Regions from separate parts of the Homo sapiens genome. Here region 1 is linked to region 2. Evidence: read pairs that join two places in POLR2A ChIA-PET (ENCODE). Cell type or tissue: Panc1. All regions are shown on one strand. Region 1 overlaps BCAS3 (BCAS3 microtubule associated cell migration factor). Region 2 overlaps BCAS3 (BCAS3 microtubule associated cell migration factor).

Evidence for each region. Peaks named below come from ENCODE experiments on the same cell type or tissue, not always from the same donor. Only the 100,000 strongest peaks of a DNase experiment are listed, where the experiment ranks them.
Region 1: POLR2A ChIA-PET joins it to region 2 with 5 read pairs; 2 of 35 experiments call an interaction of 5 or more read pairs at or near these places.

Annotation. Positions count from the first base shown.
Region 1 is chr17:61,372,668-61,376,667 of GRCh38, forward strand. The region is part of intron 23 of BCAS3 (BCAS3 microtubule associated cell migration factor); the gene reads left to right. Among named protein-coding and RNA genes, the nearest start is that of TBX2-AS1, 25 kb to the right of the region's middle. In Panc1, no CTCF peak of the experiment used is centred here; no DNase peak of the experiment used is centred here.
Region 2 is chr17:61,169,136-61,173,135 of GRCh38, forward strand. All of the region lies in intron 22 of BCAS3 (BCAS3 microtubule associated cell migration factor), which reads left to right. Among named protein-coding and RNA genes, the nearest start is that of BCAS3-AS1, 35 kb to the left of the region's middle. In Panc1, no CTCF peak of the experiment used is centred here; no DNase peak of the experiment used is centred here; H3K27ac peaks cover 2,899 bases.

The DNA of each region.
Region 1 (4,000 bases), 200 kb after region 2:
GAGGGTCCCCGAGCATACGCAGTCTCTTGCCCGCGAGGCTTCTGTGCATACTTTTCCTTTTGCCTGGAATGCTGTCTCTCAAAGCCCCCTCCTCTCTCTGTTACCCCCCTCAAAATAACTTGACTAATTCCTGCTTAGCAGACATTCCTTTCAATATTGCCTTTTCTAGAAAAATAGAATTTTTAAAGTAAACAAAACATTGACTTATTCCAACTGTTTTGTGTCTAGGTAAAGATATAACTTAATACCAGTAAAAAAGCTTTTTAAATAAACACCTGTGTACATATTAAGTACATTTTCTCTTTCGACTTTAACTCTTTCAATAACTGTAGCTGCACCTTGTCTTTCTTTTTAGTGCTCTCACACATCTGATATCAAAAGCCCAGGCCTTATGCATGGGTCCAGATCCGTGTGTAAAGTATTCCTTTTTTTTTTTTTTCTGAGACGGAGTTTCGCTCTGTTGTCCAGGCTGGAGTGCAGTGGCATGATCTCGGCTCACTGCAACCTCCGTCTCTGGGTTCAAGCAATTCTCCTGCCTCAGCTTCCCGAGTAACTGGGACTCAGATACCCACCACCATGCCTGGCTAATTTTTGTATTTTTTAGTAGAGACAGGGTTTCACCGTGTTAGCCAGGCTGGTCTCGAACTCCTGGCCTGAAGTGATCTGTCCGCATCAGCCTCCCAAAGTGCTGGGATTACAGGCATGAACCATGGTGCCTGGCCCCTATTTAAAGTATTCTTGATGCATCTCTGTTGCAGGAAGTATCTGTTTGCTACTGTTAACATTTTTTTTTTCTCTGTCACCCAGACTGGAGTGCTGTGGCACGATCTCGGCTCACTGCAACCTCCACCTCATGGGTTCAAGCGATTCTCATGCCTCAGCCTCCTCTCCTCAGGCCCTTTCCTGAGTGGCCAGGACTATAGGCGTGTGCCAACATGCCCAGCTAATTTTTGTATTTTTAGTAGAGACGAGGTTTCACCATGTTGGCCAGGCTGGTCTCGAACTCCTGGCCTCAAGTGATCCCAAAGTGCTGGGATTACAGGCATGAACCACGATGCCCAGCCCCTGTTTAAAGTATTCTTGATGCATCTCTGTTGCAGGAAGTATCTGTTTGCTGCTGTTAACTTCTTCTTCTTCTTTGTTTTTTTTTTTTTTTTTTTTGCTCTGTCACCCAGACTGGAGTACAGTGGTGCGATCTCGGCTCACTGCAACCTCCACCTCATGGGTTCAAGCGAATCGCATGCCTCAGCCTCCTCTCCTGGGGCCCTTTCCTGAGCGACTAGGACTACAGGCGTGCGCCACCATGCCCAGCTAATTTTTGTATTTTTAGTAGAGACGGAGTTTCACCATGTTAGCCAGGCTGGTCTCAAACTCCTGGCCTCAAGTGATCTGCCCACCTCAGCCTCCCAAAGTGCTGGGATTACAGGCATGAACCGCAGTTCCTGGCCCCCATTTAAAGTATTCTTGATGCATCTCTGTTGCAGGAGTATCTGAGTATCTGTTTGCTGCTGTTAACTTCCTTTTTTTTTTTTTTTCTCTGTCACCCAGGCTGGAGTGCAGTGGCACGATCTCGGCTCACTGCAACCTCTGCCTCCAGGGTTCAAGCAATTCTCATGCCTCAGCCTCCCAAGTGGCTAGGACTACAGGCATATGCCACCACACTCGGCTAATTTTTGTATTTTTAGTAGAGACAGGGTTTCACCATGTTGGCCAGGCTGGTCTCAAACTCCTGACCTCAAGTGATCTGCCTGCCTCAGCTTCCCAAAGTGTTGGGATTACAGGCATGAGCCACTGCACCCGGCCTGCTGTTGACTCTTAAGTGCTCACAGAGTCAGCTCTCAGGGTCCGGGAGACTGTCTGTTCCCCGTGACTGTTCCTTCCTGCGGCCCCGGGCTCACTGATTCTTCTTTACAGTGACAGCATTAAAGATAGGAAAAGGCTTCATCTTTTCCTGCCTGCCGTCTCTTTAACAGTCTCTGCCCTAGCCAGAAGTAGTTATTCTTGGGGATAACATAGTGGGCTCAGTCTTTGCCTCTTACCTTCTGTCATATACATATTTTACTTCCTGACCTAGTTCACCCACATCTATAACCCTTCACAAAACAATATTACGGCCAGTGCATTCTAGTACTTCCTTTTCTTCTATTATTCTAAGAATTATCTTGTACTTTCTATTTTATTTCATTTTTTAAAAAATGCACTCGTGACCCACTAAAGTGATTTCACAATACATTGGTGAATGGCAATCTGCGCTTTGAAAATCAATGCTCTAGCTTGTTCACCTAAATCCTCTGAGTTTTCCCATTTATGTATTAATTACTCTGCAGAAAAGGCTTTAAGATTATGTTCAACTAAAGCTCTTCCAAAGATTTCTGTCAGAAGCTACTTTTATGTACTGAAAGGGCTGCGCCTTTCTTTTTCTCTTGTTAACATAAAAAGAACACTTTGAACATTAGGCAGTTTTTAAGTGATCACGGGATGGTTTCAGCAAGTTAATAACAAATATTTGTTGATTGCTATGTTTTGCAAAAGATGACCTAAAAGCACTATTTGTGTGTGTGTGTGTGTGTGTGTGTGTGTGTGTGTGTACTAATAAAGTCTTTCATTTTAAGACTGTAAAAAGTAAGCTCCCAACAAATATGAGCTGTTTTTACTGGAGTCAATCAGATATGTACCAAATAACTAATCCAAATATCTCAGTGTATTGGACCCCTCTCCTGCCTCTAGAATCAGCTCTTCCAAAGGGCCTTGGAACTCCTGCCTGGGTCAGTATGGAGGGCTGGGAACTTTTTCAATCTAAGGCTACATTTCCAATAGGGATCATATTAGCCCCATCCCATACCAGGTTGCCACATGATCAGATGACAATAATTGTAGGCACCAGTACCATGTGTTAATTATCTTTTTTTTTTTTTTTTTTGAGATGGAGTCTCACTCTGTCACCCAGACTAGAGTGCAATGGCACAATCTCAGCTCACTGCAGCCTCCACCTCCCATCATGTTCCAGCGATTCTCCTGCCTCAGCCTCCTGGGTAGCGTGGATTACAGGCATGCGCCACCATGCCCAGCTAATTTTTGAATTTTTAGTAGAGACAGGGTTTCACCATGTTGGCCAGGCTGATCTCAGACTCCTGACCTCAGGTGATCCACCCACCTCGGCCTCCCAAAGTGCTGGGATTACATGCATGAGCCACCACACCGGGCCAATTATCTTTTAGCCATCCCTACTCTCTGGTCAGTCTCATTTTAAAAGCAGATAATTGATTTATCAGTATTCGCTACAGAAAGTAGTTGACCACATTTGACTTTGCAGACATTTCAGAAGATGTGGTGGTGGTTAGAATTTTCTGCATCCCACATATTTTTAAAATCTGCAATTTAGAGAGAACTTTATCCAGTCCAGCCCTAGGGGTAGATAGATGCATCCTACTGGCCCAACTCATTGCAAGGCCATGGAAATAGGAACTGACAGTGTTGCCCCAGAAAGCTGGAGAAGTGACATTTACATGTGTTATGTGGGCCTCTCAGGTCCCTTTCCCAAACCTGAGATTCTCTGATTCTAAGTGAAAGGTGAGCCTCCTTTATGGGTCCTGGGTTAGCCACACTGTTCCTGTCCTAAGCAAACCCGGAGGTTGTGTGAGCTGAAGATGCTGCCTTCACAGGGCCATCGTGGCTCATAGCCCCATAGGTCACATTCCCTGCTTCCCTACCACACACAACCACCAAGCTGCTTTGATCTTTCCAGAGAATCTTCTCTCCTCTTCCTACAGCCACTCTATCAGGCAAACTGGTATTTACCCCAGATACCCAGGAAGGGTTAGTCTTTCGGCCTCCTGAAAGTAGGAATCGCTCTCCTCTCCAGGATCCCCAGTGTGGCCGCCCATGAGACCCAGTCTTGTCTTTTAATTTTTTCCTCCAAGCCTTACCTCTCCAACTTCCTGGGTCCCCTTCTCAAGATGCACAAGGGTGATTCATCTGTGCAAGCCATAGCTTCTGGCTT
Region 2 (4,000 bases):
TAAGAAAGATGTTTTCTCAACAGTTCTAATACCTATGTCATTCTTATGTTCAGACAATACCAAAACTCTTTTTAACTGTAAATTGCTACCCTTAAGCCCACTTTTAAATGATGTTTAATATATTCCACTTGAAACAAAATGGCAAATCATATTAAGCTTAACAGTTTTTGAGAAGTCTGGAATGAAGGTAACATTTTATGTGCCCAGTCCTTTACATAGAAGTAGAATAACTTGGTTTGAGATTTTTGTATGTGGATAACCTAGCTGTGCAATGAGATAGGATTCTTTTTCCTTTTCTTTCCTTGTTATTTAAAAAAAATTGAGATGGGGTTTTGCTATGTTGACCAGGCTGGTCTCAAACTCCTGGCCTTATGCAATCCTCCCATCTTGGCCTCCCAAAGTGCTAGGATTACATGTGTGAGCCCGGCCGAGATAGAATTGTTTCATTTAAGGATTCCTCAGTGTACTTTAGAAGCACTCCACACCAACCTTTATAAATAAACAGAAAGTCAGAAAAATTGTTATACTTTTTCATTTGTTAAACATATTTTAAAGACCATTTGATTTTCAGACAGTGGTGGTGGTGATAAGATAATGTATTGAGGTTGTTTTTAAGCCAAGAATATCTGTGGATATGGGACCATTTTTACTTATCTCATGTAAAATAGATTTTGATCCAATTTCTGTGAGTTGATTTTTCTGAAAATGAAATAATTAACATTATTTTCTTTTCTTTTGAGACAGAGTCTTGCACTGTCGCCCAGGCTGTAGTGCAGTGATGCGATCTTGGCTCACTGCAACTTCCACCTCCCGGGTTCAAGCAATTCTTGTGCCTCAGCCTCCCGAGTAGCTGGGATTACAGATGGATGCCACCTCGCCTGGCTGATTTTTGTATTTTGAGTAGAGACGGGGTTTCACCACGTTGGCCAGGCTGGTCTCGAACTCCTGACCTCAGGTGATCTGCCACCTAAGCCTCCCAAACTGCTGTGATTAGAGGTGTGAGTCACCGCGCCCGGCTAACATTTACTTTCTAATCAGTTGGGTATTCCACACATCGAATTACACAAGGCCTTCAATAAATGCAGGCACCAGACTTACCCTTCTGCTTGAAACAAACTGAACAATGATATGATGTAATGGTTTTTTGTTTTTGTTTTTGTTTTTTGGTTTTTTTTGAGACGGAGTCTCGCTCTGTCGCCCAGGCTGGAGTGCAGTGGTGCGACCTTGGCTCACTGCAAGCTCCACCTCGAGGGTTCACACCATTCTCCTGCCTCAGCCTCCCAAGTGGCTGGGACTACGGGTGCCCACCACCACGCCCGGCTAATTTTTTGTAGTTTTAGTAGAGATGAGGTTTCACCGTGTTAGCCAGGATGGTCTTGATCTCCTGACCTCATGATCTGCCTGCCTTGGCCTCCCAAAGTGCTGGGATTACAGGCGTGAGCCACCGCGCCTGGCCGATACGATGTAATGGTTTTCAAGGTATTGGGTAACAGGCAGTTAAGGATAGTTATCCCTGAAAGATGGGAAATAAATGAAGTGAGCCCTGCAATTGTCAGAGCTCGTCGCTGGTACATATTGAAGGAAGGGGAAATCCAGGTGGAGTGCAGCAGTCTTCATGAGTGGAGGAGATAGAGGTGGGAGGTTGAGGAGGCCAAGGTGGCTAGAACTCACAGGGCAGAGTCCCCGAGAGGAAAGAGCTGTACACGGAGAGAGAACATTCTAGAGATCTACAGAGGACATCCTGCAAGCCTTCAGCTGAGCACATGGGAAACTACCCAAGGCCCAGGAAAGAGCCACTTAAAAAGATCAGAGGGAACATTCGCTGGAGCTTATGCAGGGCTGGGAGTGATTTCTGTTCCCATTAGCCAGATTGGAAAATCTCATAATTTGCAGGTAAAGTGATACAAGATTTTTGTGTCAAAAGTGGGGCAAAATTTCCTCTAAATTCCTGTAGCCTTCCTTGCTTAAAAAAAAGCAAGACCCACGGCACCTCCTAATTAAGTCGCTTATAATCAGTGATAAAGAGAAAAATGTTGTAAGGTTCTTACACTGTACATGAAGTGATATAATACATCCTAAATGTGTAGACTTGGATAAGTTACAAATATATGCTATACATTCTAAAGCAGCCTCTAAAGTAACATAGGTGTAGCTAATCAGTTAACAAATGAGATAAAAATGGCATCCTAAAAATATTCAGTAGATCCAAAACAACACATGGGAACCAAAAAGAAAAAAATGGAACAAAGAATAAATGTATGAACTAATAGAAAACATTTAGCAAGATGGTAGATTTAAACTTGGCCATATCAAAAGTCATATTGAATGTAAATGGTCTAAACACTCAATTAAAAGACAGGAAATGTAAGATTGGATAAAAAAGGCAAGAATCACCTACATCTTGCCCATAAAAATCTCACCTAAATATAAAGACATGAATAGGACAAAAGTAAAAGGATAGAAATAATGATATATTATGCTAATACTAATTTTATTTTATTTTTTTTTTGAAACAGCGTCTGTTGCCAAGGCTGATATGCAGTGACATGATTACAGCTCACTGCAGCCTCAAACTCCTGGGCTCAAGTCATCCTCCTGCTTCAGCCTCCTGAGTAGCTGGGATTTCAGGCATGTGCCACCATGCCCTGCTAATTAAAAAAAAATTTTTTTTTTTTTTTGTAGAAATGGAGTCTCACTGTGTTGTTCGGGCTGTTCTTGAACTTCTGGAATTAAGTGATTCTCTCACCTTGGCCTTCCAAAGTGTTACGATTACCAGTGTGAGCCACCATACCCAGCAAACAGGAAGCTTTAAAAAGCAGGAATGGCTATATTAATAGACAAAGTAGACTTCAGAACAAAGAATATTATCACAGAATAAGGAAACATTTCATAATTACAAAGGGGTCAGTTCGTGAAGAGAACATATCAGTTCTGAATGTTTGCCTCATTACAGAGCTTCAAAACACATGAAACAAAACTGATAGAACTACATGTAGAATTGGGTGAACACACAATTATAGTTGGAGATTCAACATCTCTTTCTCAGTCCTCAATAGAATAGACAAAGAATCAGCAAGAAGGAGATAGAATATTTAGAATAACACTAATCACCAACTTAATCTAGTTGACATTTACTGAAAAACAAAAAACACTACCAACGGCAGAACCACCTTCTTTCCAAGTGCACACAAACTATTTACTATAATAATTCATATTCTGGCCGGGCGTGGTGGCTTACGCCTAATCCCAGCACTTTGGGAGGCCGAGGCGGGCGGATCACGAGGTCCAGAGATCGAGACCATCCTGGCTAACACGGTGAAACCCCGTCTCTACTAAAAATACAAAAAAATAATTAGCCGGGCTTAGTGGCTGGCGCCTGTAGTCCTAGCTACTCGGGAGGCTGAGGAGGGAGAAGGGCGTGAACCCAGGAGGCAGAGCTTGCAGTGAGCTGAGATCGCACCACTGCACTCCAGCCTGGGCGACAGAGCGAGACTCCGTCTCAAAAAATAATAATGAAAATAATTCATATTCTGAGTCCTAAAGCAAGCCTCAATAAATCTAAAGGATTGGCTGGGCGCGGTGGCTCATGCCTTTAATCCCAGCACTTTGGGAGGCCAAGGCGGGCGGATCACGAGGTCCGGAGATCGAGACAATCCTGGCTAACACGGTGAAACCCATCTCTACTAAAAATACAAAAAGAAAATTAGCCGGGCGTGGCGGTGGGCACCTGTAGTCCCAGCTACTTGGGAAGCTGAGGCAGGAGCATGGCGTGAACCCGGGAGGCGGAGCTTGCAGTGAGCTGAGATGACGCCACTGCACTCCAGCCTGGGCGACAGAGCAAGATTCCATCTCAAATAAATAAATAAATAAATAGGATTTAAGTCATACAAAGTGTCTTCTGACCACAATGGAATTAAATTAGAAATCAGTAGCCTTAAGGGATTTGGAAAAATCACCAAATATTTGGAACCTAGCACATCTAAATAACTCATGGATTTAA